2 separate regions of the Homo sapiens genome follow, and region 1 is linked to region 2. The links are chromatin loops, found by intact Hi-C in ENCODE. Cell type or tissue: HepG2. All regions are shown on one strand. Each heading gives the region's core, and the rest is flanking DNA. Links, peaks and the distances in the headings are about the cores only. Region 1 holds the start of LOC105369212 (a long non-coding RNA gene). Region 2 holds the start of LOC105370997 (a long non-coding RNA gene).

Region 1 (15,264 bases), core at 2,388-10,387, 48 kb before region 2:
AAGATGTAATTAGAAGTTCACACCTGTAATCCTAGCATTTTGGGAGGCTGAGAGGAGTGAATCACTTGAGGTCAGGAGTTCAAGACCAGCTGGGCCAACATGGTGAAACCCCATCTCTACTTAAAAATACAAAAAATTAGCTGGTAAGCACTTGTAGTCCCAGCTACTCAGGAGGCTGAAGCAGGAGAATCACTGAAACCCGGGAGGTGGAGGTTGCAGTGAGCGGAGATTGTGCCACTGCACCTCCAGCCAGGGTGACATGGGGAAATGCCGTCTCAAAAAAAAAAAAAAAAGAATGGACTGCAATGCTTGCAAATAATACCTGGGCTCCACCTCAAACCTTCTGGGTCAGAATCTCTCTCAGGGTGGTTCCCAAAATCCATATTACTAACAAACACCCTGAGGAAATTTAATATGTACCAAAAATTGAGAAATACTTAATATGTATCAAAAACTTACAGCAGAACATCCAGTCCTCTATTATTAATTGTACCGATTTGTCTTGTTTATATTGTGTGAAATTTTGGTTGACTATTCCAAGCATTCTAATACATACTTTTGTGCTGATATTTTTTTCTTGAAATCCCACATGTGGAAAGGCATATTTTTCGGAAGCCTATAATGTAACTTCCTTATTTTTTACATTTTTAGTTATTAGTCATTGCAAATATGTAGAAATCTATTAATAAGAATGTGGTGTTAATTACTTCTATATCAATCTAAGTGAATTGCTATATATTAAGTTATATTTTCTCACTAAGTTAAATAAAAAAACAAAATTCTTGGGTGCATTAATGCTCTCAACACTATTGAGTAGGACTTAGAATTTAATAAGAGTCGACATAATGCATGCACATTACATGTATTGTATAATATGAACCTAAAACCACCTTATTTAGAATTCTCTAATGACAATCTTTAATCCTTTAAAGTTTATTAAGAGGCCATCCAGTTAGACACATATATGAAAATACAGTTGATATCATATATTTTCACACACAATGGAATATTCAGCCTTTAAAAATAAGGAAATCCTGCCATTTGCGACAACATGAATGAACCTGCAAGACGTTATGCTAAATGAAACAAGCCAGACACAGAAAGATAAATACTGCATGATGTCACTTCTATGCAAAACCTAAAAAAGTCAAACTCATAGAAACAGAGAGTAGAATGGTTGTTACCAGCAGCTGGTGGGAGGAGGAAGTGGGGCGGTCTTGGGCAAAGGGTACAAACGTTAACTTATATGATGAGTAGGTTCTGGAGAACTAATATATAGCAGGATGACTATAGCTAATAGCATTGTATACTTGAATTTATACTTGAATTTGTATACAGTGTTATTCAAGTATACTTCATTGAATACTCAAAATTTGCTAAGAGAGTTGATTTTCAGTGTTCTCACCACACCAAAAAAAAAAAAACCCAAAAAAGTAACTACATGAGGTGATGGATATGTTAACTAGCTTGCTTGGTTGTGGTAATTATTTCACAATGTATATATCTGTCAAGCACTATGTTGTACACCTTAACAATATCTAATTTTTATTTGTCAATTATACATCAATATAGCTGGAAAAAAAGAAAATATAGCTGAGTATAAGCACACTTATCCATAGTTGAGGATATATATATTGTGAATAAAGAAAAGGAGATAATTAGGAAGGAAGAGAAGGAGAGGAGAAAGAGACAAATCCCTAGTGAGAGAGAGTCCAGTTTGGAGATTTTTTTTTTTTTGAGACAAGTCTCGCTCTGTCACCCAGGCTAGAGTACAGTGGCACCATCACAGCTCACTGCAGCCTCAATCTCCCAGGCTCCAACTATCCTCCCACCTCAGCCTCCTGAGTAGCTAGGACCACAGGTGCGGCCACACAGTTTGGAGATCTTGATGCCCAAGCATTACTCAAGCACCAACAGCCCCAGTTGCCCAGTTTACTGCCTCTAAATTTTCCACTGGGCTCATGAAAACCTGACATCAGTCACATCCATACAGCTTCAAACCTGGCACCTCATAGAGTCCCAGTTGTTTTCTCCTCTGTTTCCCTGAACACATAGCTCCCAAAACATGTCTTTTTGAAGTGGTTTTAATGATCACCTAGGATTTTAATTTTAAGTGATTTTAATGATCGCCTAGGATTTTATGCTGACCTGGAGTTGGCTTATTTAAGTGATTTTAATGATCACCTAGGATTTTATACTGACCTGGAGTTGGCTTATTTGCTCCCTGTCATATCTAGAAGGGCACAGCCCAATGTCTCCTGTCTTCATTGTCCTTTTTTTTTTTTTTTTTTTTTGAGACAGAGTCTCACTCTGTCACCCGGACTGGAGTGCAACGGCACGACTTCGGCTCACTGCAACCTCCACCTCCTGGGTTCAAGCGATTCTCCTGTCTCAGCTTCCTGAGTAGCTGGGATTACAGGCACGTGCCACCACACCCAGCTTATTTTTTGTATTTTTAGTAGAGATAGAGTTTCACCATGTTAGCCAGGATGGTCTCGATTTCCTGACCTCATGATCCGCCTACCTCGGCCTCCCAAAGTGCTGGGATTACAGGCATGAGCCACTGCGCCTGGCCTCTTCATTGTCTCTTTAATCATCATTTCTTCAGGGTTCACTAAGTTCCTCAGTCAGGTACAAAGGTGGAGTCATCCTGATTATCTGCTAGTTAACAATTTGGGCAGAGAAGGTATGTTAGTGTCTGATGCAACATTTTGAAAGGCAGATTCATTCAGCATAAAAGAAAGCTAAAGTCAGAGTTGGGTAAAACAAAAAAAACAACCAACATCTAACACACAAAATAAGATTTCTTATTTCTTGAGCGTTTGCTACCTATTAGGCCCTATCATGTTCCTTCTATGTGTTATTATTATAAAGTCTCATCATAACCTGGTTAGCTAGATATCATCACCCCAATATTAAAGACCACACAAGATGTGGTGGAAAAAGCTTCCACATTGACAAAGCTGGTCACTGGAAAATCTGGGATTCAAAGCCATATCCATTCATCACAAAAGGCTTTAAACTTTCCTCAACTGGTCACTATTTCTATTTTTTTTTTTTTTTTTTTTTTGAGACAGAGTCTTGCTCTGTCAGCCAGGCTGGAGTGCAGTGGCACGATCTCAGCTCACTGCAACCTCTGCCTCCCGGGCTCAAGCAATTCTCCTGCCTCAGCCTCCCGAGTAGCTGGGATTACAGGCATGGGCCACCACGCCCTGCTAATTTTTGTATTTTTAGTAGAGACGGGTTTCACCATGTTGGCCAGACTACTTGAACTCCTGACCTCAGATAATCCGCCCTCCTTGGCCTCCCAAAGTGCTGGGATTACAGGTGTGAGCCACTGTGCTGGCCTCACTATATTTTTTTACAAAAATATTTAGCACTTAAAGTCATACCAGTTGTTATTTTGCTTTATAAACAGCCTAAAATCTTTGCCAAAACTAGGCCACCTCTAAGTTGCTTGAGGCTCATTTCAGTTGCCTTATCTGCTCACTTGCAGTTATGGCTTCTCCACAGTATCTTCTTCTTTCCTTCTTTTCTTCTTTTCTACTATGTTGTTGTTGTTGTCGCTGTTGCTGTTTGAAACGGCGTCTCGCTCTGCCATTCAGGTTGGAATGCAGTGGCACAATCTCTGCTCACTGCAACCTCCGCCTTTCCATGATCAAGCGATTCCCCAGCCTCAGCTTCCCGAGTAGCTGGGATTACCAGCATGCGCCACCACGCCCGGCTAATTTTCATATTTTTAGTGGAGATCGGGTTTCAGCATGTTGGCCAGGCTACGTTGAACTCCTGACCTCAGATGATCCACCTTCCTCAGCCTTCCAAAATGCTGGGATTGCAAGCATGAGCCACCACGCCTGGCCTGTTCTACTATGTTCTTTTAATTATTTCTTCAAATTTATATTGAGCCCCTATCATATGTCACACTGTATCCTTAAAGAGGTCTTTAGTTCACTCAGCTTATGAATACATATTTTTGTGGAAGTTTCTTAGTGCATCTGCTACATTTTTCAAAAGTATAGATGACTATAATTGCTAAATAACTGTTTTTGCAAACTGTGGACCACAGCCCCCCCATTAGGGGTATAAATTTTATGGTTTGCAACTAGCATTTATTTTTAAAGTGAAATAGAATACAATAGAAAATACGTGTGCATCGCAGACAGTAGAGTAGCATTACTTTGGAAACTTTTGTTTCAATTATATATGGATGTTTCAACACTCATTTGCATTTGTGTTGCAATGTAAAATATATTTATTACTCGGGGTCTCAGCCAACATCATTTGAAAAACACTTCCTTGGACTAAAGGTTCGTAATGTGGAAAATAGGTCTTGTTTTTCTGTCTTCAATTGACCACATTGCTGCCACTCAATTGGGTGGGTTATTACCTCTAATTTTAAGAGAAAGTTCCCTGCTTGTTGATTCTGAATACCGACTTTAAGAATTGCAAATGATGTTCTGATGTTCTTAATGTGATTGTCTTTTCCTCCATTTATCAATGCATCAGACAGTGGGCTGCCTGGATAGCATAATTCAGTGACTTTTTGTAAAGGAAAAAAAAATCTTTCATTAGTAATGCACTCATTTATTCTTTTACAAAACACTTTTCATCATGTAGACATGGTCTTAGCACCTTGAATGTTAATTATCCACTTTGATGGCACTAGATATTCCTGTGGGGAAAATATATTTGATGAGTAAGACTAGGGAAAAAGTTCTGAAACATACCTTTCCAGTATGATTTGTGCAAGGCCAAATTTGAAAGGTCACATGGTGTAGGAGACTCCAGGTAAAACCCCATATTTGTCGCTCCATCTTAAATTATACCCAAGTTCCTTTTTTTTTTTTTTTCCTTTGAGACAGGGTCTCGCTTTGTTACCCAGACTGAAGTACAGTGCTGTGATCTTGGCTCACTGCAGTCTTGACCTCCCGGGCGGCCTCAGACTCCCAAAGTGCTAGGATTATAAGCATGAGCCGCTTGTCTGGCCTATATCCAAGTTTCATGAGTCTAGAGCTATAGTTAAATTATTTATGGAAATGAATTTCTAAATTATAACACATCATATTTTGGTGATCCAAAAACAAGAATATGATGTAAAATATGGAAAATGCACCCGTCTTCCACAATGTATATCCAAGGAATTTTATTGTCAAGCTCATATGTATGTCAAGTAGAGTGGCTTTGACGAAAAACTCCGGGTTGGTTGGAGTTGAGGGTAAGACGGGAGAGAATTTGATAAACAATGAAGGAAACCACGGTTTCAATAGGAAATCAGTGCTAGAAATTGCGCCGTCACCACTCCCCAGTATGAGAGAGAGTGTTCAAGATTAGATAAAGGATAAGAATTCACATCTCCTCTGGATGATGAGCCAATACCCTCATTGCTAGACAGATTAAAAATAAACTTTGTTTTTGCCTGTGTTTAGTCACAGATCATTTTGGCCCAGAATGGAGTCAAACAGTGTGGATGGAAAAAAATTGCCAAATATTCAATTCATTTAGAACTACTTGCCTTCTGCAGAAAGAGGCTGGACTTGCTTGGGTTGGTTATTACTCAATGTTTTCTTTTGCCTTTCCATTATTTCTGTTGTAAAAAATCTCTGCAAGATCCAATCTAGAAGTGCCCATGGGTTCCAAATTGTAGGATTCGAATCTGTGATTGGAACGAGAAACCTGGCTTTTGAGTTGCATTAACAGAGTCCTCACTAGTATTTTGACTACCTGCAACACCAAATTTGGAATTAAGAACGTGATCAGATTGATGAAAGAATTGCTACGGAAAGTGCAAGGAACAGCTCTGAAATCTTGCAGGATTACAGGCTCTCAGTGACCTATTTTGAGCACAAAATTTTAAGGTTGTAAATATTCTTAAAAGCCCTAGAAATGTCCAAGCTGGTGCTTCTGCCACCTACTCTCATACACTGATTGAAGCACAAGGAGAGATGGCAGGAGGCCAACACAGGAAAATCTCCTACATCCCAGGGACACCAGTCCCTCTGTGTTCCCACAGCACCTTATCAAAAGGATTGACACATTTGTTACACACACTATCCCCTATCCCATCCTCAGTAAATAAGATAGACCTGGAAGAGAATAAACATGTATCAGTATCAATTAAAATTTTTCTTTACCAAGGCATTCTGGTTTATGACTTTATGACTCAGAGAATAAGTCATCTTCTTCATGGTGACTATAAAGGAAGCTCTTGTTATAATTTACTCTTCTTTTGCCTAGCCACCTGATCTCACTGAATTCCAAATACTGGCATGAAGAAAACCTGATCACCTAAATCTCCAAGACACTATAAAACAGGCATTATATATGTATGTGTATGTGTGTGTAGATATATATACATGGGAGAATAAACTAAAAGGCTAATTATATCACTAAAACATATCTTGCTTTAAGAAAAATATTCTTCCTTCATCGAAGTCCTACTGATGAGTTTCTGCCTTTGAGTACAGGCATCGCCAACACTGGAAAAAAACATCCAGCCATTTACTTAAAGTCATGCCCTCTGGCTCCTTAAGGATCATGTGACCACTGTGTCATATAAGCTCTCCAAAATACATCTCAGATTCTCACCAAAACGTGGTCTTGCAGTTACAACACACCAGGTGAACAGCCCCTGACTGTTTAGGGAGCCCTCCCTGACTCACGTGGGCCTCTGATGAGTTAATATGTGCAAAAGGACTGTACATGTTTAGGTAATTTACTTATTAAAAACATTAAAAGTTTTTGGCTTTTAGAAATTCAAAGAAAAAGCGACTCTTCAAGTGACTCCTGACCCCAGCTTATCAGATGACGGGTGTCATTCTGTCAAGGCCTCCTCGCGGACCATGTAAGGAAGGCCACATTGTAGAGGTGTTTACAACTGTATAAGGTTCACGCTGCTCATTCGTGTCAACACTAGGCAATACAGATCAACTAGCCCGACTAGTGGGGTCAGGCACAAAAAGAAAAGCAATGTAGATAAATCCTTATCTAATTAAGGGTCACAGCTCTTTTTTTTCCCACAACATTTTACATCAAAAGGAGCAAACAAAACTGGAGAAAGCAATCTTCCCTTGTACATTTCCCTACATGGTAATCCATATTTCAGAGGCAATTGCTTTAAATATTTAAAGTACTGCAGAGGTGTCAGCTAGACAGCCTGAATTCCACGGGTCCCTGAAAAAGTTGGGCACTACTTTTTGCTAAATTAACTTTTTTTTTTTTTTTAAGATACTCTGTTTTAGGAGAGAAGACTATCACTTTGTTCCAATGAAAAGCTTAAGCAAGTTGCTGGACTAGATTTGTGGAGTATGCAGGCATTGATATAGTACCTCACAGTGTGTGTGTGGTGGGGGGGCAGGTGTGTGTGTGTGTGTGTGTGTACACGTGGGTGCATGCCTTGTGCACCTTTGTTTTATCTAAATTGCAGGCAATAGCAATACAATATCCCCATACAATTGTTCTCGGTCTGGAGTCACTGTGTCTGGGTTTAACTTAGAGGTAAGGGAAAACAAGTTCTTCAGGTCGCTTCAGAAACCAGCATATCTGAAGTGCATTTGAATATTTTGGTTGATCAAGAGGGATGGTTTTGTCACTGAAATATCTGATGTCTCATCTCATACTTTTTTAATCCAGTACTTCGTAAGAGGATCTGAGAGCATCTGTGTGAATGTTGCATGCCTGAATAACTGGAAAACACCCGATTTGTGGGAGTCAACTCTCTTGACAAATCAACTTTCTCTTTACTAGTTTCAGTTTTTAAAAAAACATCTCTAGCTAAGGAGATCTTCTGTGTAAATAGTATTATCTTGGAGTGATGTCTTTGGCCTGATATAACACTAAATGCCACAGGTCTACCCTAAATCAAAATCTGCAATCTCAATTTTAATTTTTGTTCATTTTGCACTCTTATGAGGATGAACTCAAAAGTAAATGATTTAGCATTACAAGTTTAATTCTATGTACATTTATAGGATAGAAAATGCACTCACATTATACTCAGATGCCTAACTTAACAATTAGCTTCTTTAGCTAAATCTTCTCAAGAACCTTCCATCCCCCATTTAGCTCCGCCTATGTATGGGAAGAGAAAAAAAAAGTTACTCCCTGCTCCTCCCCAAGATGGTGCCTGTCTACGAAGAAGCTCTCTGTGTCTTTGCGACAGCAGGAAGAGCAGGGATCAGAGTCACAGGGGACTCTGGGTACATCTGGTGTCTAATGAAGGTTGGCTGGTCTGGCTGGTGCCCACACAGGCAGGAGGTCCTGTCTCACCTGCTGACATGTCAGGCTTCTAGTCTCAGAGGTCCCAGCTGCCACTGCATCTTGACTCTCATGCTGGCCCTCTGCTAGTGCATGGCCTCAACCCAACACACCTCATCATGGAGGACTGTAGGAACCGCTGAGACCTTGTGCTGAGCACAGAAGTAGTACAGCCTCAAGCACATCCATCAGGCCAGATGCCATCGTGTGGCTGCAGCGCCAACAGGGCCTGTCACAGTGGTTTCCCAGACTGTTCCATGGGAATAGGCAAGGCCTCATGTCCTTGACTCCCCTAAATCTATCTGGTCATTTCTAACACACCTCCACATCTGTTCACCCTACTCTTTTCTCCCAGTAATGCTTCCTTCATTTGTCCTCACTGGTTCCCTCATTTTTTCCTCTAGCTATAAGGACCCCAGAATTTTAGCTCTCCATATGGCTTCTCTGAATAACAATTATATTCTCCACCTTCCTTTGCCTCTGGGTGGTCAAATGACTGACCTCTGCTAAGGGATATTAGCAACGTGATCAAATGTGGAAGTGTGGCCTTCTTTACTTTTTTTTTTTTTTTACTGGGTGAGATGCAGATGAGGTGGACAGAGCTACAGCAGCCATCTTGCACCATGATAAGGAATAAGGATCACGGCAGAGTAAAAAATAAAAAAGGTGAAGCTTGAGTCTCTTACACTGAAGAGTGCCATCCCAGCCTTGAACTGCCTTCCCCAGGCAGCCAGAAAGGAGAGAAACACATTCTATCCTGTTTCAACCACTGCTTAGACTTCCAGTCGCTCGGCATCAAGCCTAATCCTGCCACATCTGTCTCCTTTCTCTCTCCCACATTCTACCTGAGTTGAAGTGGAGTTTCCTTTTTGTCTTTCTGACTTGTAGAGATGCTATCTCATTCTTGAGTCTCCTGGCTCAGCTTTTCTTTTCTTTCTTTTTTTTTTTTTTTTTTTTGTTGGGGGGAACAAGGTCTCATGCTCACCCGGGCTGGAGTGCAGACGTGTGATCATGGCTCACTGCAGCCTCCATTTCCCTGGCCCAGGCAATCTTCCGCCTTGCCTCCCACCTTGCCTCCCAGGTAACTGCGACTACAGGTACACACGAATAAACCCAGATAATTTTTAAAATTTGGGGTAGAGACAAAGTCTCACTATGTTGCCCATGCTGGTCTCAAACTCCTGAGCTCAAGTGACCCTCCCATCTCAGCCTCCCAAAGTGCTGGGATTGCAGGCATGAGACACCACGCCCTGTTGACTCAGCTGTTTTGACAGAAGCAGAGGTCCTCCTCTTGAAGAAACAGATGATCTCATCTTCCAGGCCTGACCTCTAATGAGTTAGCCCGAATGTATAGAAATTTAGAGAAGTATTTTCCAAAGGCTGACCTACTAAAGACTCAACAAAATTCTCTACCTGATGTTAAAAGCTGTGTCCTTCACTCTTTGCAGTCCCATTAGAATAATTGTGATCCTCCCTGAGACAGCTGAATACTGTGGACAACGTGGGTGGTAGTGGTTGCGGGAGGTAAGTGGGAAATCATGCACCTGAAAAGTGAGAAAAGGAATGACATTAATATATTTAAGAAGCATTACATTGCCATTACATATGCATGTATGTATATGTACACTCACAATACTCATACGCATGCTTGGGTGGATATATACACATATGCAGTATATAATTAAGCAATTCCTGCCCAACCAATGTTAGGCATAAATAAAATATATTAACTTTAGTCTTTTCAGGATCAAACCCTCTTCTTAGCTGGCAAAGAACCTCATAACTTCTTCCCACCCTGTACCCCCTTAACAAATGCCCCTCTCCCCAAGTTATTCCTGAATAGGGTCTCTAGTGTCTCGCTGGCTTAAAGCCTCAGTGAGCATGTCAAAAAGAACCCATCTCTGTGTCCCTTGCCATGGTGCAGATTTGAAGAGCTCAGAGAGGGCTGGATGGAAGCTCCCACTGCCCCGTGTTGAGTACCTTTGCCAAGTATGCAAACTACACAACTGTGCGTGACAGCCAGCTGCCTAAAAGTCACTCGCAGGAGACAATTCACCGTATGGCAAACACCCCTGCCCCTCAAAAGCAGGACTCCTCCCTCTCTGGGGGTTCCCCTCCAGGGCTTCCCAGACTTGTCAAACCCTTGAGATATGTCACTCTTTAAGTCATGATTATGTGGCTGTTTGGTCACTCTGCATGCTGCCCAGATATGGGGCAAGTCTCCTTTTCTCGGCTCCAGATCACCGAGTTCCAGATCAATACCACTTGCTATATTTAATAAAAATCCCTAATGTAAACACCTCATGAATATTTCCCTCTCCCTTGGTGATAAAACTTCATCTCACCACCCATTCTTCTGCCTCCCCATTTCCCATCCAAGGACCAAAGCACAAAATCTCATCCCCTAGGTCTTGCCCCCCACACACCCCATCCCATCTCATCCTGTAGGAGGCTCCCCTGAGCTCCAGCTTGGCACTCCTTCAGCAGCTTGAATGCATTGTGTTCCTTCGGCTAGGCATGAGCTGTCTCCTGTGCCCCAGATGGTGGCCCATTTCACCCCCAACTCAGTAAGTCTGTGGCCCCAGCTCACCTTTCAGATCTTAGCTCGAACATCAGCTGCTCAGGGCGGCCATCCCTGCCCATGCGTCCTCTCCGTCTGTCCTCTCTCAGGAGCACTTGTTATACTCTCAGGGTCCCCCCTTTTTTTTTTAATGCTTTGCACAAATTGTTTCCTTGCATTTCTGTGTGCCAGATCTATGCAGACACTGATCCTAAGAGTAGCTTGAGGATATCTTGTTTCTTGACTTTACTTCTTCCCTTGGAAACAGGCATCATATAGGACCTCACAGGGAATGAATAGAGAGTGAAATCCTCCAAAGCATACAAAACCTAAGAATACGGACTCCTATGTGAAAACCTTCTGATGTAAAATGAAGTAAAATGAGATAACAATCTAAAAATGTTTCAGAAGAAAGGGAAAAAAATATACCATAAGAAAGCACAGTTTTTGCCAGGTGCGGTGGCTCACGCCTGTAATCTTAGCAGGTTGGGAGGCCAAGGCGGGCGGATCACTTGAGATCAGGAGTTCAAAACCAGCCTGGCCAACATGGTGAAACCTCGTCTCTACTAAAAACACAAAAAATTAGCAGGGCGTGGTTGGGCACCTGTAATCCCAGCTACTTGGGAGGCTGAGGTAGGAGAATTGCTTGAACCGGGAGTCAGAGGTTGCAGTGAGCCAAGATCGTGCCACTGCACTCCAGCCTGGGCAACAGAGAGAGACTGTGGGCAACAGAGAGAGACTGTCTCAAAAAAAAAAAAAAAAAAAAAGAGGCACAGTTTTTGGGTATTTTCTTTGACATATCCAGGTGGATGTCTACAGGAATGTCTGTATACTTCACTAATTTAGTTTAAAAAAAAAAAAAAGCATTGTGCAACAGTGAATATTGGCTGGGCTATCTGATGCTGTGCAGCCAGGCAATGTTGATTGATCCAGCTTCCCTGTTTGAATGCTGTGCCTCATCATTGCCTATGCAAGCCATAGAGCTTTTTCTATATGCCAGTTCTCAGGACAATCTCTTTTGTTGGCCTGTCTCAAATCTTTTCTGAGATGTAAACAGAGTTGTGTTGTGTAGTTGCCATGTTCAACAGGCTCTCAAGAGCCCACTGTGTACCTCTCTTTTAACTCTTCATTTGGTATCATCACACTGGTAGGTCAAAATTGGCTATGGTGGGAATATCACCAAAAGGAAATAAGCCCACAGCATAAATCAGGGCTTTATTCCAAAGTGTCAGTTGTTAAACGCTTCCCAGCACATCACTGGAGGTAAGAAAATTCATAACCAAATTGAGAATCCTGTTTTTAAACAAGTTAATTTAGGGCCACCAAGTCCTGATCATATTTCTTCTATTCCACTGAAAAGATCATGTAGATCTACTGATTTAACATGGTATTGTTAAACCTTCCATACATTTCCTGGGTGAAATTCTGAAGCCACAGTAAGACAAAATAACAAAACAAATTAAATAAAGCCTCTGATGTAGAAGTTTCTCATTAAACTTAAAGTTGCTTATCGTCTGACCTCAATGACACTGATTGTGGAATTTCCATGCATCCTTTTTCTCATATGATTAAAAAAAAGTGAATAGGTTGCTCCATTAGTCAGAAACAATACAGGAGAGTTGATGGGCGGATGGCTGTGGCCGAGATCCACAGGACACCTGGCACCTGTGCTCTACAGATTCCCCTCCCCACACCCATTTTCTCCAGTTCTCATGACAGCTCTGATTTCCTCCCACTCCAATTCTTTTCAACTTATTAAAAAATAGATTTTATGCATAATAAAAACTTTAAAAAATAAATATTAAAAGAGGGAATTTAAGAGTAAGAGTTAGAAACCTGGTTGAGATGAATGACAAATTCTGCCAATAGTTACCATCACTTAAGTTTTAAAAATGGGGAAGACTCCTTCCATTAATATAACTAGCAATGACCACAACGATTCCTTCCTCTTAAGCTTTGGAGTAAAACAACTCTGTATTTAAACTTATATCAAATCACATAAATTCTCCATCTGGAGCCCGATTCTGATAATATGTCCTTTGGGATCCATCTCCCTCTCTGTTTTTACTTGATGTGAATTTATAAATGTATAATGCAATCTTCTGGCTCTTTTGGTGCAGAGAATTTCCATTATAGGGCAAAAGTCATCAGTGTCTTTAAACACTCACACCCACACTCCTAAACAGACAGGAGCATTTTGTCCCATAAGAAACATTTATACAAAATGTAGCATGACCTTAGGACAAAGGAGGCTGACTGTGAAGACTTGAAACCAATAAAGTGAGAGCTGACACTTCGATGATATTTATGATGTGTCAGACATTGTTCCAAGCACCTTACATGTATTAACACATGTAATCTTCTCAAGATTCTTAGAGATAGTAATTGGTATTATCCCTACTTAATGGTAGACAAAATCAGGGCAAAAAGAGGTTACATGACTTTCCTGGTAGCACATACTGGTAAGTAACGGAGCTGGAATTCAAACCCTGCATTCTGGCTCTAAAATTTGTATCACTACACCAGCTCCCCAAATGCATGAGCTGGGATCATCCAACTGCAGCCCAGCAGAAGAGGTGTGCTTCGTTTGCTTAATTGTCTCCCAAAACTACCTCAACCTATGTTTTTGTGGGATCCAGAAACACTCATATCAGAAGGATAATAAATGCAAGCCAGTATACTATAGGTTAGGAAGACAATAAAGATAAATGGGTTTGCTACCAACAAGCTCAGAGTATAAAGAGAAAGACACCACAGTGTATTTTAATAATATAAAGGTTGGGAATATTTAAACTGCCCTTTCAAAAGATACTTTCAGTTACCCCTAAAATAAAACAAACATGTTTTCTCATTTTTTATATTTCTTATTTACATTAATGTTAGATAGCCAATGATAATCAAAGTAAGCACTAAAAAGAAAGTCTACTATGCTGTTGTCTAGACCTTCAAAACCAGAATCTGCCTTTCAGATAATTATCCAGTCCCAGTAATGTGTGGAGAATGGTGGAAATTCTTTAAATATTACCATTTGCATACAAGAATTTATCAATTTTGCATTAAAATTCTGCTTCTAAAACAGTTATTACCTCCACAAACCATAGAATAGATTTTTCTGAGATATATGAGTGAAATACCCATCATATGATATGGGCATTTTGTAAAAGTGATAATGTGAGTGAAATGCATGATGCTCAATCCATGGTTTGAACCCAAGTCTATCTTCATCAGATCTACTTGTCCAGTGTCTTCAAAAGTCACAAAGAAGAACTACCCTGCTTAGCTTTCTATCTCCTACTGACAGCCTGCTAACCAGTTCTCTTTCTCATGCCTTAGGCCCTGACAACGAAGTCTCATCTAATGTGGGGGTTAGAGTTTATATTAAAGGTACATGCAATGTACAGATCTAGATCCTGTACTAGAAATACATGCACAGTGTTACAAAAGTATTAACTGCTGGCTACTTGGAAATGGGCTAAAGACGAGTTTTAGCACGTCTTCATTGAGGAGAGAACATTTGCATTTTGAGAAATACATAAATTCTCCTATAAGGCAGGATAGGTAGAAAATCATAATCCAGACAGTAGTATCAGAACGTGCAAATGCATGGAAACTTGAAAGAACATGGGATGTTTGGGGAACCACAGACAACTCCTCATGCCTACAATAGGTTAATCCTTAAAGTACTTTTCCAAAACTTGGAGGGTTTTTTTGAGGTAGCAACTTTTGAAGCTGTAAAGGAAGGTAGTTGCAAGGTCAGCCAGGGTCTCAGGCATTAGACCAAGAACCATGAAGCTGATTTTGCAAGTAACCTCGATTGAAAGTTCAAACAGGAAGAGAGCATCATATTTGTGCTTTAGAGAGTTCCCATGGTCAGCAACAGGATGTGTACATTGCACAGTTAGGAAGCAACTGGAATTGTCCAGGTAAAAGATTAGAGTGTAAACTGAGAAAGTGCAGCTGAGAAAATTGAAAGGTAACAAATACTATTTAAATCAAGTAGAATTTTACATTTCCCTTATGAAGCATTACCAAAAATATTTAATATGAATCTCTCTTAAATAGAGTACTTCCTGATTTGAGTTATATCTCAAATTATTCCTTTAAGCAGTAAATGCAATTGAAAATTTTTGGAAGTTTCAAAAAAGTCTAATAAAATCTCACAATAAGTTTATCCATTTACTAGATGAAAAAATATATACACTCTGGATGTGAATTTGTACATTATAAAACCAACCAAATGGAGAACAGAAAAGAAAAATGGAACCAAGCAGCTGACTTGTATAAACAATATCATACAAGACCCTATAGCTGAATCAAACGCAATTATACAAAAGCCAGGAGGGGCTGGGCATGGTGGCTCACACCCGTAATCCCAGCACTTTGGGAGGCCGAGGTGGGTGGATCACCTGAGATCAGGAGTTCAAGACCAGCCTGGCCAACATGGTGAAACC
Region 2 (15,264 bases), core at 3,477-11,476:
GAAGTCATTTAAATTCAGGGAAAGGAAAATAAGGAAAGAAGGAAGGAAGGAGGGAGGGAGGGAGGGAAGAAGGGAAGGAAGGAAGGAAGAAGGGAGGGAGGAAGGGAAGGAGGGAAGGAGGAAGAAGGAAAGAAAGAAGAGAATTCAATCAAGAACCCCCCCATGACGACAACGTTGTAGCCCAAGGATCCAAGATTTCTAATCCGCCTCTAGTTCTAACTTTCCAAATCTAGCCTAATCTGTCTTCAATGCTACAAAATGAGACCCTTCCTAAGCAGGAGCATTTATTTATTCAACAAATATTTCTGACCCAATTGTGTGTGCAGAGCACTATGCTTGAGTCTGTGAAAATTGGTTTATTATTTTCTTTAGCTGCCAAGAAGGATGAGAGTGAGAACACACATTCTTAAGGCAAAAACACACATATCTAAATAAAAATAATCTCATTTATGTAATCATTACAAATGTTTATAGCATTTCAGATAATATGTGAAGGCTGGTAAGGTGCTCAAGATTATGTTTTTCTTTAAGATTAAAATAACTTTGGGATTTTTTGCCACATTAGTGCCAGAAAATGTTTCATCCTCCATATTCCAATTGGCATGCTCTTGAACCAACTCCCTCCGCAGTTTAACTTCAGAGCTACTCCGGGGAAACTAACTAATTTTTAATATTGGGCTAAGCAAAACATAATTAGGAAGGCAAATTTCTGGGGGGGAATGTCATACGGGATATTCCCAAGCCAATGTACATGATTTTGCAACAAGCATTGTTTGAGTTTTCCACTGCATCTCTCGCCTTTACAGGTAATCACGAGTTGCTTGTAATTAAATAATCTCAGGTAACTGATGGCAAGACCATCCCCCTGAGATTGCTTCCTAGGTCTTGTAATAAGCCTAGATTTTTATATCCACCACAATTTTTGCTGCTCTGCTTCAAACACGAGCAGATATAAGAACTTCTCTCTTTTTGATCTGGGAGGAAGAAATATTCTGATTTATATCTCCAACTACCTCTGGACTCAACAGCTGAATTTTGCTTTCTTGACCACTTTATCCTATCTCTAAATGAATGGGCCCAGAAATGAAAGGGCACTGGGCTATTATTGATTCAAAGAATGTTAGAGCTCTAGAGGACCGGAGCAATGATCGTGTCCAGCTGGTCCCAAAGAGGTTCAATAAGATTCTAAGTATTCCTTTGTCTACTTTGAGAACAGCCTTGTTAGGCCTTCCATATCTGAATGTTTATTTCTAAATTTGATTTTCCTAAAAATTATTGAATACCTTCTTTATTTAAGGTGTTAAACTAACAACAATATCATTCAAGGAAATATACTTCTTATTCATATACTGTTGATTTTTTCAGAAAGAACACTTATCAATTTTCCCAGAGATGCAATTCTTGATTCCTACCTATCTCAATAAGGGAATAAGTGTGAAAAGGAAAAATGACGATGCACTAAAATGCCCTGTGATTTTAAACTGCACTCATAGAAGAAGAATTCTATGTTTAGATTTGGTCAAATTATTTACCCTCTTGTAAGACAATAATTTCCACTTGGGATCATTGGCTGCCATCTACCTGTTTACCCAGGGTTTAAATTCGAAGATGCAAAATCAAACAGGCCTTAGGTTTACCACACAAAATGAGAGAAAAACAACGACTGAGAGCTAGTTATATGACACTCAATTCTACCCCGCTGTTTTGTTTCCTGACACAGCTCTGTCTCGCTGAACTCTGCCCCACATCCATAACCCTATATCTAGGACATGAGCAGAGCCAAATCTCCAGGAATTATAATAAATAAAAGGAGTTTTTTTTTTTAAAAAAAAGCAAAAAAGAGTAAAGCTACAGTTCCAGGAAATCTGAATGTAAATTACAATGTAAATGAGAGTTTCTAATTATTCCTTTTTTAAGGATAGCACTCCACTTAAATTGTAGATTTAGACGTAGATGTTTTACACACACACACACACACACACACACGTATATGAGTATGGACATTATGGGAGGGGGGTGTATTTCATGCCTTTCTCCTAGAAGGTCAAAGTTCTGTAATATAAGAATTTAAAGATCATAAAATGCCAGTGCAGCAGGGAAGAGTATAGGAGGCATAGTGTATATAAGCAACTAAAAGTGGGGAGAGAAAGAGAACAAGATTCAAATCTGTTTCAACCACTTAGCAGCTATGTGATCTTGGGCAAGACCCTCTTGTTATTTGCTGCCGAGAGCACAGTTGTCAACACTAAATGGCTTAATAGAAGTAAAGCACTGTGTTTAGTATATAGTAGGTACTCAATAAATGACAGAGAGTTTATTATTGCTATCACCATATGGGGGAACTTGGAGTTATTCAGGCTCTGTCTGTTCCACTTCAAAATAAAGGTTTGCGATGTGCAACAGGTGGTCAGTCAATAGTCTGCTGTATCTTCATGATACTTTGCAACTGTTTTGAAAATTTTTTTCCTAAACAGATTCTTTTTAAGGCCTATATTATAATCTCCCTAACCTGCCCTCCCCCTGAGCCCCCTCTCTACACACACACACAATTCACCATTTAATTGCCTTGTTGCTTTAGCTTCCTGGAGACACAGCCACAGAGCTAAATATAGCTCTGTCCTTCCCAACAAGCAATCCTTTAAAGGAGCTAAATTGCCTTGCTTTTTTACTTCTTACCAAAACTTGATCTCAAGCTTTATAAAAGAGAAAAACTAAAGGCCTTCTACCATAGAATGTTTAGCAATCGACATGCTGTCCATTGCTTGAGAGGTTTTGTGTACTGGCACTTAATCCTTGCTTCAGTTACAACCCCTGTAGGGAAATTTGAGTCCTGTACACGGGTTCTTCATTCATTTCTGAGCCAAGATAATTCTAGGATTACCATTTAGAAAATTGGGAGAACAGACTTTTGCACAGTTACCAGGCAGACGGTATTGAAAAAAAAGGGGCATGTAGACTACCTTTTTGGTGACAAGGTTAGGGATAGGTATTGTGGTTAAATCCCATTAGCAAGAACATCACACTCATTAAGTGAATGCCAGAATGTGAACCAAGAAGCCTTCCTCTTCCCCACCCCGCCCCGCCCCTATTTCTTCTCCTCCTAATGGCATGCCCCTTCAATACAGGGGATTCCTTGCCCAGGAAATGCCTCTCCAGCGTAAATCACAGAGTACTCCCATGCCAAGTCGCTCCAAAGCCAGAGCGCACTGCCTAGGACACATGCCATTCTCCAAAAATCTACCAGCATACACGATTCATAAGCCGTCTCTCTCTTATTTCTTGGGTGACCTTTAGGGTTTGGAAAGTATTCCTTTGTGTTAAAGCAAACACAAACTATTCTGCGAGCATAGTTCAAGAATTTAAAGATTCTATTAATCTGATGTCTTAATTGTTATTGAGAAGAGGAAACAGGAGTGCCTTTGTTTCCCGAATGACCACATGCTTCTAAAAAGTGGCCCACAGTGTTGGAGTTTGCATCTCAAGTTGCAGGCAGCTCTGTATGAAGTGGAACTTCAGCGTAACTAATTCCCAGACATTAAGAGGGATAGGGAAAGAACAGAAAGCTGGGCAAACCCGAAGCAGGCTGCAGCAGGGCAAACTGAAGGAGCCCTGCTCCTGGACCTGCCTGCATTCCGAAGACCAGTTTAAAATAATGATTGATAAATGTGGATTTCACTACACAATACATGCGTGTAAGAAACCTGCACCTGTACCCCCTAAATGTGTACAGATAAACACAAAATTTAAAAGAAATCCAGATCAAAGGATTGCTTATAAATACTACCTTGGAACAGCAGTTCATGAGACATTTCACAGTATCCTCTCTCACTTTGGATAGTCACATGAAAAAATACATTTTATTTACTAGGTCAAAATGGGAAAGATACATAAATAAATGTGTATTTCAAAACTAAAGGTGCTAAGCAGGACATAGCAAATGGGGAAACACACACGCACACAATGCTGAACAACAACATGCAATCAAAGGAGAAAGAAAAAAATCTTACACGGATGAAAATATAAAAATCATTGTAATTCAATAATAGCATTCTGTGTGCCTACTATGTACAAGGCACTGAGAGTCCAGGCTTAGAAGAAAGAAGCAAGATTTATTTAGCTCCTGTCTCCCAAGCATTTACCTTCTATTAGGAAAGAATAAATCAAGTATAGAAATATCTACGATACAGGCTGAATACAATAAACGCCCCAAGAGGAAGAGCACATCTAGCTTGGCTGAGAAAGAAGTATATGGAACTAAAAATAGCTCCATGGACAGGGTAGCATTTGAAATGGGCCTCAAAAAAACAGTTAAAAAAATGCAGCTTAAAAAAATGATTGAACAAACATTCTGATTGAAGAAATAAAATGAGCTAAAATAGGGAAGCAGAGAGATATAAAGAATTTAGAGGAGGCCAGGTGTGGTGGCTCACGCCTGTAATCCCAGCACTTTGGGAGGCCGAGGCAGGTGGACCACCTGAGGTCGGGAGTTCGAGACCAGCCTAACCAACATAGAGAAACCCTGTCTCTACCAAATATACAAAATTAGCCAGGCATGGTGGCACATGCCTGTAATCCCAGCTACTTGGGAGGCTGTGGCAGGAGAATTGCTTGAACCTGGGAGGCAGAGTTTGCAATGAGCTGAGCTCACACCACTGCACTCCAGCCTGGGTGACAAAGTGAGACTCCATCTCAAAAAAAAAAAAAAAAGAATTTAGAGGAAAATAAGCAATATTCTGTATTGAGCATAGGATATTTAGGAGTTTAGTGGAAGATAAACAAAAAGACATTGTGGGTGACTTGAAAAAAGAGTAGTTTACCCTGGATTGAGGAGAAAACTAGTTACTGACAGTTTTTGAGCCCTGAAATAATGTGATCAGAGATGATTATTATGAAGAATACAGTAGTATGCAAAGCTATGTAGGATTATATTTTGGAGCAGGGACCCTGGTTTAAGGAGGAGCCACTCACTCATTCCTTCATTCAACAAAAATTAATTGAATACTTACCGTGTGCCAATCCACAGTCCAATTTAATCTATCTGGGAGGCAAAGCTCATCGTTTATGAACTATACATTTTAAAAGCAGAATCTATAGGACTTGAGAACTTACAGAAGAAAGTGGGAATGTGAGGCGGACTCCAAGTTTTGAGGCCAAAAACAATGGCAGAATGGGTTGGGGTGGGTTAGGTACAGAAATAGAAAAGTCAGGACGGGAAATGGTTGGAAGGTGGAGACAGAGCTGGAGTGGGTGCAGGTGTTGATTTGTACTTCACGCTCACTCTGAACTCCCCTGCAGAGTACAGCCAGCAGCTGGAAGAGATTGACGGGAGATGGCAGAGGAAAGAGGAAAAGAGAAGTCAGAGCTTAAAGAATGCCCGTATCAAAAAAAGAAAAGCCTTAGGGAGACAGAGGAAAAGACAGCGTGAAGGGAGAAGTTGATGTTTTTTGAGTGTTCTAGAACGGGGGTCCCCAACCCCAGCCTGCGGAACCGTACCAATCTGTGGCCTGTTAGGAACCAGGCCCCAGAAGGAGGTGAGCAGTGGGCGAGGGAGCATCACTTCGGATCATGCTTCCTGTCAGATCAGCAGTGGCAGTAGATTCTCATAGGAGCTGACCCCCATTGTAAGCTGCTCACGCCAGGGATCTAGGTTAGGTGCTCCTTATGAGAATCTAATGCCTGATGATCTGAGGTGGAATAGTGTCATCCCAAAATGATCCCCACAACCCTGTCCATGGAAAAATCATCTTCCACAAAACTGGTTCCCGGTGCAAAAAGGTTGGGGACCACTGTTCTAGAAGATAGCAAGGGTTAAACAGTGAGCAATTTAAATTTTTAAACTATCGCTGATAAAAGTGTAAAAGTCCAAAAAAAAATCTATCTTGCCAAGTTCAAAGTGTTAGGAATTGATCTAGGAGGTCCCACTTCCGCAGACATAATACGGCAGTCTCCCCTTGCGCTTGAGGGATACCCTCGAAGACCCTGAGTGGATTCCTGAAACCGAAGACAGCACCAAGCCCTAAACATACTATGCACACATTTCTCTTTCCCTCTTCGCAGTTTCATGGATACTATATTCATTCTTATTGTAGATCTCAGCAACCTCAGGATACTTTTTCTTTTCCTTATTAAGTCCAGAACTTTCACCTTTTCATTTAGAGGAAGCACTTTGCGGCTTCCCTTTGGCATCTCCGAATTGCCAGCATCACTATACTTGCACTTTGGGGCCATTACTATGTAAAATAAGAATTACTTGAACACAAGCACTGTGACATTGTGACAGTCAATATGACAACAGAGATGGCTCCTAAGTGACTACGGGCAGGGGTGGGCATACAGCATGGATCCGCTGGACAATGGGGACAATTCACAGCCCAGGCGAGACAGAGCAGGATGGCAGAAGATTTCATCTATTCAGAACAGTGTGAAATTTAAAACTTAGGAATTGTTTATTTCTGGAATTTTCTACTGAATATTTTTAGACTGTGATTGACCACGGGTAGCTGAAACCATGCAAAGCAAAACTGCGGATACGGGGGACTGCTGTACTAGGAGTCGACCAAAATTTATAAAGCATTTTTTTTTCTTTCCCCCTTCCTCATAGGAGGAGGAAGTACCAAATTATGGTAGTCTTTATGGAGAAATGCTGCATAAATAACTGCCAACAGCAAACAATGTATTATCCCTATGGTTCAATCATTTCTTGGAGGTTAAAAGATCACACGTGAAGGCCGGGCACAGTGGCTCATGCCTGCAATCCCAGCACTTTGGGAGGCCGAGGTGGGTGGGTCGCCTGAGGTCAGGAGTTCGAGACCAGCCTGGCCAACATGGCGAACCTCGTCTCTACAAAAAATACAAAAATTAGCTGGGTGTGGTGGCAGGCGCCTGTAATCCCAGGTACTTGGGGGGCGGTGAGGCAGGAGAATCTCTTGAACCTGGGAGGCAGAGGTTGCAGTGAGCAGAGATTGTGCCATTGCACTCCAGCCTGGGCAACAAGAGCAAGACTCCATCTAAAAAAAAAAGAAAAAGAAAAAAAAAAGATCATACATGCATCTTCCCTACCATTTCTAGATTTGTATTAATAAATAAGCCAAGTCGGTGAATTCTCTCTCTCTCTGTCTCTCTCTCAACTACTATTGCTTTAATCTTCCTGAAGTAAAAGTTTTTAAAAGAGAGAAGGAAGGAAGGAAGGAAGGAAGGAAGGAAGGAAGGAAGGAAGGAAGGAAGGAAGGAAAGAGAGAGAGAGAGAGAGAGAGAGAGAAAGAAAGAGAAAGAAAGAAAGAGAAAGAAAGTTGGATTGTTTGATAGGAACATACCACCCTTGAGTCTTCCCCTCATGAAACATGGATGCAGAGTTTTGGCCGGAATTAAAATTGCTAAACTGTGTTTGAGGTTGGCAGAGGAAGTGGTATGGAATTTACCAAGACAGGCTGGGAGTTGAAAAAAATTATAATCCAGGTGCCTCACCTTTTCCTCCACTGGTTGCTTTTCCCCCTATGCCCTGACGCCTGGGAGCTTATTTACCGAGTCAATTAACAAAAGATAACCTCCCATTGTGCAACCATCAATAAATCAATCGTGTTAATACTATCTTGGAATGTCCCCGACTATTGACTTTCATATTGTTTACATTAGCCACTTGAGAAAGCCAGAACCCTTGAGTCGGCTTGTTTGGGCGTTAATGGATTCTGGAGTAGCCATTACTACATATAAGTCTCTTTACAAAATATTGAAGTTTCTCTGAGGTTCACCTGCTTTCTGAACACTGGCGGTACACTCTCCTCCCTCCCCACACGATCCTGCAGCACCGAGTTTGATGAATACTTAGGAAGGCAAACAATCATGATCAGTAATGGAACAGTCACTTAGGGTACACCTACTTCTTTGTGAGTTGAATAATCTATTTCCACCCACCCCAGCCCCACACTGTCAACCACCATCAACAATCCGGGGAATCAAGTTAATCTTCAATTAGGTGAAAGAATTTCAGGAACGAGTGCAGCTCAAGTTACCAAGTAACTTACTGTTGTGAAACGATTCATACTGCAAGCCGCCTAAATGCAGGGCTTTTGATGATATTCCCCGCCAACAAGGTAAGAAAAATCTTTCCAAGCAGTGACAATCTCTACATAGGGAACCTCCAAAACTTCTCAAGCTATCTTGAAAATTAATGCAACAGAACAAAATCTTTCTATATTTTCTCCATACATATTATAAAAAATAAGGTTGAATATCATAATCATAATTATAAAGCTGGGGTTTAGTGGGGTTTTTTGTTGTCATTAGCATTTCCTTCTTAATGGCATCAGAAATACTTAGAGAACAGGTTTTCCCTCAGAAGTCACAACTGCTCTGCTTCCAGGCCAAGGTAGTTTGCTAAGGCGCTCTATGCAGAGGGATTAAAAAGGAAGGTTGGGGGTAGCGAGGTGGGACACCAGTCCAGGGACTACAGAAGGTTCAGATTTCAGTGCTGGCTGCAGACCTGGGCAAAGTTCACTGCTCCCTTTTCACGACATGCTACATACTTTTCAAGTTCCCACTTGCTTCTTAGAGAGGAAAAAATGTGGCCTCCGAGTTCAGGTTGCTAAGGACAAGCTGAGCCAATTTAACCATGCATTCCTTTTCTAAAAGATAGGCTGGGTTGTTGTTGTTTTTTCACTGTAAATACCAGAAAGTCTTGATCCTCCCTACTCTAAACAAATACTTTTGCTACAACTTTGAAGTCATCTATCTTCCACGGTGGGAAACCAAGGATTGCATTCAGTAGCCTTTTCCTGCCTGAGTTTAGACAAAATTGAATAGTATTCTACTTTGTAGCACATCTTCTTACCAGACACCAGGCTTCGTTTTTCCTCTTGATAATGATGGGTATTTAAAATGCATATGACTATTGGATAATAAAACTCCCACTGTTCTAAGGCTTTCTTTTTGTCTTTCTTTTTTCTTTTCTTTTTTCTTTTTTTTCGCTTTGACTTCATGATATATATGTCTACTTAGGGTGTTTTGAAGAGAGTGAAGGAAACAGACAGGACTTTGAAAGGAAAAACAGACATCTAATTGGCTGTCTCTTGCCGACCCTCCAGTGACCCTGCACTGAATACCTCTAATGGACGTGTGTGATCTTGGAGCCTCTACCGCAATAAACGAGTTTTAGACTTTCAACTTGTTTTTGCAGCAGAATTCTTTATTCTCCTTAAAATTGATTTTTTAAAAAACGAGTGAGCAAGGCATTAGCATAGGTATTTTACACAAAAGGGTGAAATGGTTTTCTAATTTTATAGATTTAATATTTTTAAAAAGAATTTGGCTTCATTATGAATTTAGTTCATGTTAGTGTGTCATTTTACATACTCTAAAAAGTGGTTTTTTTAATATGGAAAGCAAATATTTGCCTTCAAAGCAGTAGTTTCTAAATCCAAAAAGTTCAGAAAGTCAGTTAGGAGGCAATAATCTTAACTCCAAAAATTAATAACTCTCATGACATTGTTTATGTGAAACCTTGGAACTTCCTGTGCTGTAAACCATCTTTGAGTCAAGCTAGAAAATAGTAAGAGTCAACTCAAATCCTTTATGCTTCAAAAAACACATGAGACTATTGAACAGGCTTTATTAAGTGATGTGGGGGTTAACGGTGAAAGCCCCCATTTCTATTTTTGTCAAAAGACTAGGAGCCTCATCCCCATCAGAGAGCTTTGCATTTCCCCTGCCACCTTAACTTCCTGGGAACTGCCAGGGTACACTACCTCCTTTCTTTTCTTCTTTTCTCCCTTTTCACTATCTAGCATTTCTTCCCTTTTATTGTTCTTTCTTCACGTCCATGTTGACCTTTTTTTTTTTAACTTATCATCTAGGATGAGTCAAGGCCTGCCTTGATGTTGCTCTGTGTCCTACCAGCAATTCTTCCTGGAATCGTCTGTTCACATGGATGTCTAAATGTTTAAGCACCCATGTAAATACTATGGTATCACTTTCTCATCAGTAGAGCTTTTGTGAGTTACAGAAAGGCTGAGACCAATGCCACAATTTGAGATTCCAATATGTGAAATAATAAAGACATCCCCTAACAGGACTTTTTAATAAATTAGGCTTTAACATTTGATATTTATAATGTTTTCTGAGAGTGTTCAATATAACAGAGAGTAGTATTCCAGTTATTATATATATTTATTTGGAAATAATGCCAAAACTCTACATTGTAGGCATGAAGGTGGGGCTTGCCTCCATCTGGCTCTCCTGCCACTTTCAACAACACACCCCACATCCGATCCTGCTTAGAGTCGAAGATGAATCTGGCATAATACAAACAGCACTGGACTGGAAGCATGAAGTTTCTCTTATCTGTGCCTTGGTTTCCTCATGTGGAAAATGAAAATGTTGACATAAATAATCACACAGGTCTCTGTTAGTACCATTTTGTGATTTTATATCGTGCTTACCACACCTAGAAACAGGGGCCATCATTCCAGCCAGCTAACAGAGAAAAAGACGATACATAATCAGGCTTGGGAAAATAAATTTCAGAGACCAAGTAAACAAAGACAACAATCTAGTATAAGGGTTATAACTGGGGGATGAGGGGTTGCAAATGGAGATCTGCCACAGTCAACTCTATTTGGATTCCCCTGTTCTCAACAGGCAACAGCAATCATAATGGGCTTGGAGCACCAGTCCCACAACATCACAGGACATCCAGACATAATTGCATTAATAATGTTGTGCATAATCGCACAACTCTCTGGTTATTCAGCATCGTCCAATATGTGAATAAAGCTCTGAGGAAAAATTAATGCTTGCTTAATGCTTTGACACATTTCCCTTTACAAAGCAAAGATCCCTACTCCTCTCACTTTCTCACATGGAGAAAAAATTAAAGTAGCATTACAACTAGTCAGCATCCACATGAGGCCTTATAATTAATCAGATCTACTGAGAGTTAGGTCCAAGATCCAGCGTAAGGAGAGATCAAGCAGAAACAAAATACACAGCCATTGCTCTGTATCTGTAGGAGATTGGTTCCAGAACCCCCTTCAATACCAAAATCTGCAGATGCTCAAGTGCCTTATATAAGATGGTATAGTATTTGCATATAACCTACGCATACCCTCCTGTATACTTTAAATCATCTCTAGATTACTTACAATACCTAATATAATGTGAGTGCTACGTAAATGGTTATACTGCATTTTTATTTGTATTACTTTTATTGTTGTATTATTACTTCTTTTTTTTTTTTACAATTATTTTTAATCTGTGGTTGCTCAAAGCTGCAGATGTGGAACCCAGGAATATGGAGGCCCAACTGTACTTTTACCTTATTATGTAGGCTATGCTAATATTAATGACTAGAATGTTATATTATTTCTTCTCAGATTTCAACAACAGTTGAGCCTCAGGGTCAAAGTATCCGGCACTAAATTGAAGAGAATGCTGATGATTAGGACAGGAAAGCAACTTAAGCATCTATTAGTCCAGCCTACTATGAAAAGTAGGAATTCCTTCAACAAAATTCTCGCACATGCCTATCCAACTTCCCAATGACTAAAGCAATAACAACAGTAATGATAATAATGAACACATATTTCATACTTACTGTGTGCCAGACACTGTCCTAAGTATATTGAGTAGTACTGACTGTGAATCAGCACTGTTCCTAGAACTTCATAGACACTCAACTTATTGAATCTTGAAAATGCCTCTAGGAGGTAGGATCTATTATTGCTCTTATTTTATAGATGAATCAATGGAAACAGAAAAGAGTTCACTAACTTGCCAGAGGTCACACAGATAGACTGAGAAGAGCTGGACAATTGCACTAAACAGACTAGCCCTGTAGCCTGTCCTGCTAATTCTATGCTACCAATAGGGGCAAGGGACAGAGACAAAGTAGGGAATTAGAGTCCATTTCAACACTACTTTAATTACTCAGTTTTCTGAGCAGAAGCTGCCTCCTTTAGTCTTCATATTGCCCACTAGTTCTAAACAGAATAATTATTCCTCCTTCCATTTGACAGTGCTTTTTTATCAAAGATTGACAAACTATGGCTCGTAGGCCAAATCTGGCCCACCATCTGTTTTTATGTGGGCCATGAGCTAAGAATGGATTTCAAGTTTTCAAATGGTTGGAAAAAATATCAAAAGAAGAATAATATTTTGTGACACATGAAAATCACATGACATTTAAATCTCAGTGTCCATAAATGAAGTCTTATTGGAACACAATCACACTTCACTTACATATTGTCTGTGGCTGCTTTTACTTTACTATAAGTCGGAATTAAGTACTTGAAAAAAGACCACATGGCCCAGTAAAGCCTAAAATATTTACTATCTGGCCCATTGCAGAGAATGTTTGCTGATTCTTGCCTTAAATAGTAGAAGGTAGTTCTCCTGTCCTTTCCTAAAAGTGCCCTTTTTTATAGTAAAATACCTCAGGTCCCCCCAACCACCACCATCTCATTATCCCGGAAACTCTTCTCTGGCATTCTTTGGTGCATATTCTCTCTCTCTAAAAATTCTCCTCAGTGGTATATGGCTACAATGGAATACTACTCAACAATAAAAAGGAACAAACTACAGTGGATACACACAACAACATAATGAATCTCCAAACCACTATTCTGAGTGAAAAAGCCCTGCACATCTTTTTCTCACTGCGTGATTGTATCTACAGGAAATCCTAAAATGGGTAAAACTAATCTAGGGTGAAAAATTATATATCAGAATAATGGTTGTCTTTGGGAAAATGGGGCAAGGATTGGTGGGATGGGCATGAGAGAACAATCTGGGATGCTAGAAACATCCCAGATCTTGAGAGTTGTTTGGGTTACACAGTTGTGTGTATTTGCCAAAATCCACCAAAATGTACATAGTTTGTACATTATACTGTATCTACCTCAAAAACAAACCTTGTAAATAAATATTGAATTCTAGTTAATGATCTGCATACTGAAAGGTTTAGTGGTAACAGTATCAAGGCCTGCAACTCATTTGAAATGCATCAGAAAATCAAGACGGTTGGATGATTGGGTGGAGGGAGGGACAGATGGCAAGAGATATGAAAAAGCAAGAGAAGTAAAGTGTTCATTGTCGAAAGTGGTTGATGGATACCTGGATGTTCACTATCTAATTCTTTCACCTCCTCTGTTTAAGTCTTGTGACAACAAAATTTCCTTCTAAAATAACATTTTCAAAGTAAAATTTTTATAATAAATGGGGCAGAAAGGATAAAAGTAATGTCTGGCATGAAACAAACTACTCTAAAAGTTGCACAAAGCGACATCACTATTTCCCTTCCTTTGGCCATTTTTATGTTAGCATTTATTTTCCTTTGATGTATCTGATTGGACCCTGAAGTATCCTACCTTCAAGGTATCCAAAAAGGTATCTTGGGTATCACCGTTAGGACTAGTGATGAGAATTTATTCTATGATGGAATCTAATTCCATGGCAAGTGGCCAACTTTCATTTCTTTGTTTAAATTTTATGATAAGAGATGCATACAGTGAAAGACATAGAAACATCCCCAGTCAGATGCCTCCGCCAAATCCGCTTGTGGAAAACTGTAAATTCCACAAGTGAGTTTACGCTCTTGTCTCATGAATGTGTAGAAAGAATAATGCATTTGTTTGTTTGATTATAGCTGAATTTCTGCCTTTGTAACCCCACCAGTAGGTGGTCATGTATTTCTCATACTAAGGTTCACTACCACTTCACAAACAATATGCTCAACACTGTTGCAAGCATCAGATGAGAGTGTGTGCCTGACAAAAATTTGAAAAAGTCCTCAAAATATGCAGCCTAATCTCTGGATTAACTGTTTCTTTAAAGGGCCTCTGCAGTGTATAATCTGCAGACTTGTTCTGTTGCTTTTATGCAATGCCAATATTATTAGTAGCAATAATACAATCACGCTTCAACTATTTGGAGGTCAATTAGCTGGAAAGTTCTGCCTTCTGAATGGAAGCTAAGAAACCAGTAAGTAAGCAAGAAAAATCCTGTGGGCAGTCAAAATAGCTGCAAAAGCTTCAGGGTGCCAAGCTCATATATTTGCTCATGGAAGACTCTCTAAAGCCAATGCTCAAAATCCTATGACACTTATTTATGCAAAATTCTAACAAGCCTGGGTTTCCAGCTCATAACCCTAACAGAGGTTGCATATAGGCAGGCATGGTGAAAGCACCAAGAATCAGAAGAGTAATCAGCCATCATTCAAAACTCAAAAAGGACTACAATTTGGGAGGATGGAATTCAGGGGTGGAAAAGTCCACCCTAATGCTACCAAGTTAACATTTTATAAACTATGTTCCTAAAATTATAGTTCCACAAGATATTAAAGAAGGTTTTTTAAAAATAAAAAAGAGGACTGGGAGTGGTGACTCACACCTGTAATCCCAACACTTTGAGAGGCTGAGGCAGGAGGATTGCCTGAGCCCAGGAGTTCTAGACCAGCCTTGGCAGGATAGTGAGACCCCCTCTCTACTAAAAACCAAAAAAATCAGTTGGGTGTGGTGGCATGCGCCTGTGATCCCAGCTAGTCAGGGAGCTGAGGTGAGAGGATCACTTGAGCCCAGGAGGTCGAGACTGCAGTGAGCTGTGATCGTGCCACTGCACTCCAGCCTGGGTGACAGAGCAAGACTGTATCTCAAAAAATTAAAAAAAGTAAAAATTAAAAATAAGAGGAGGTGCTATCCTCAGATATGTTTAGAAAATACCGGTCTAATAGTGCTTCAATATTTCTATTGTGATTCTAGCAAGTTCTAAAAAGAACACTGGTTTTGTGGTTGTTCTTCCTTTCCTCACTCCACATTTTTTCTTTTATTTTGGCTGAAACTTACAGATATTTTTTTTTTCTCATCATAATGATGTCCATCAGTCTGCCCGAATCTTCTGGTCTGGGTGTGGCTCTGACTTTTCAAATACCCTTCTTAAGCAGGTGTTTCCTCTCCTGCCCCAAACATTGTATTCCCTTTCGTTTGTGTTGTATAGATTCCAGGCCACATTTCTACTTTTTGAGGACAGCTTCCAAACCATCCACATGTTCACTTTCTTTTCCACTTCCCTCGGTTTTCACTTCCTACTTCCTTTCCCCATCTTTTTCCTCTCCAGATTGTATGCCAGGCATTCTTTGCCTATACTCTGCTTTGAAATCCTTCCTGCATTTCCTCTCTATCTCACAGCTTTGCAATTTTTGCTACTCTTGCTCCCTTCCTGCGTATTTCCTTCATATCTTGAATCCCAACTACCTCTCCTCTCCTGCCAAATCAAATG

Evidence for each region. Peaks named below come from ENCODE experiments on the same cell type or tissue, not always from the same donor. Only the 100,000 strongest peaks of a DNase experiment are listed, where the experiment ranks them.
Region 1: it touches region 2 in a loop (3-fold over the local background); 4 of 110 quality-filtered maps call a loop at or near these places.

The regions. Positions count from the first base shown.
Region 1 is chr15:96,116,319-96,131,582 of GRCh38, forward strand. The region is part of intron 1 of LOC112268156 (a long non-coding RNA gene); the gene reads left to right. It overlaps LOC105369212 (a long non-coding RNA gene), which reads right to left and starts at 11,523. Exons shown (of 8, transcript NR_158193.1): 1 at 10,844-11,523; 2 at 9,667-9,797; 3 at 5,513-5,653; 4 at 2,525-2,658. It overlaps NR2F2-AS1 (NR2F2 antisense RNA 1), which reads right to left. Exons shown (of 5, transcript NR_125738.1): 5 at 11,042-11,095. In HepG2, for the core only: no CTCF peak of the experiment used is centred there; a DNase peak (open chromatin) is centred at 6,863; H3K4me3 peaks cover 778 bases.
Region 2 is chr15:96,163,556-96,178,819 of GRCh38, forward strand. All of the region lies in intron 3 of NR2F2-AS1 (NR2F2 antisense RNA 1), which reads right to left. The region is part of intron 1 of LOC112268156 (a long non-coding RNA gene); the gene reads left to right. LOC105370997 (a long non-coding RNA gene) reads left to right here and starts at 8,028. Exons shown (of 3, transcript NR_188332.1): 1 at 8,028-8,090; 2 at 9,849-9,946; 3 at 10,197-10,780. In HepG2, for the core only: no CTCF peak of the experiment used is centred there; DNase peaks (open chromatin) are centred at 7,936 and 8,476; H3K4me3 peaks cover 1,888 bases.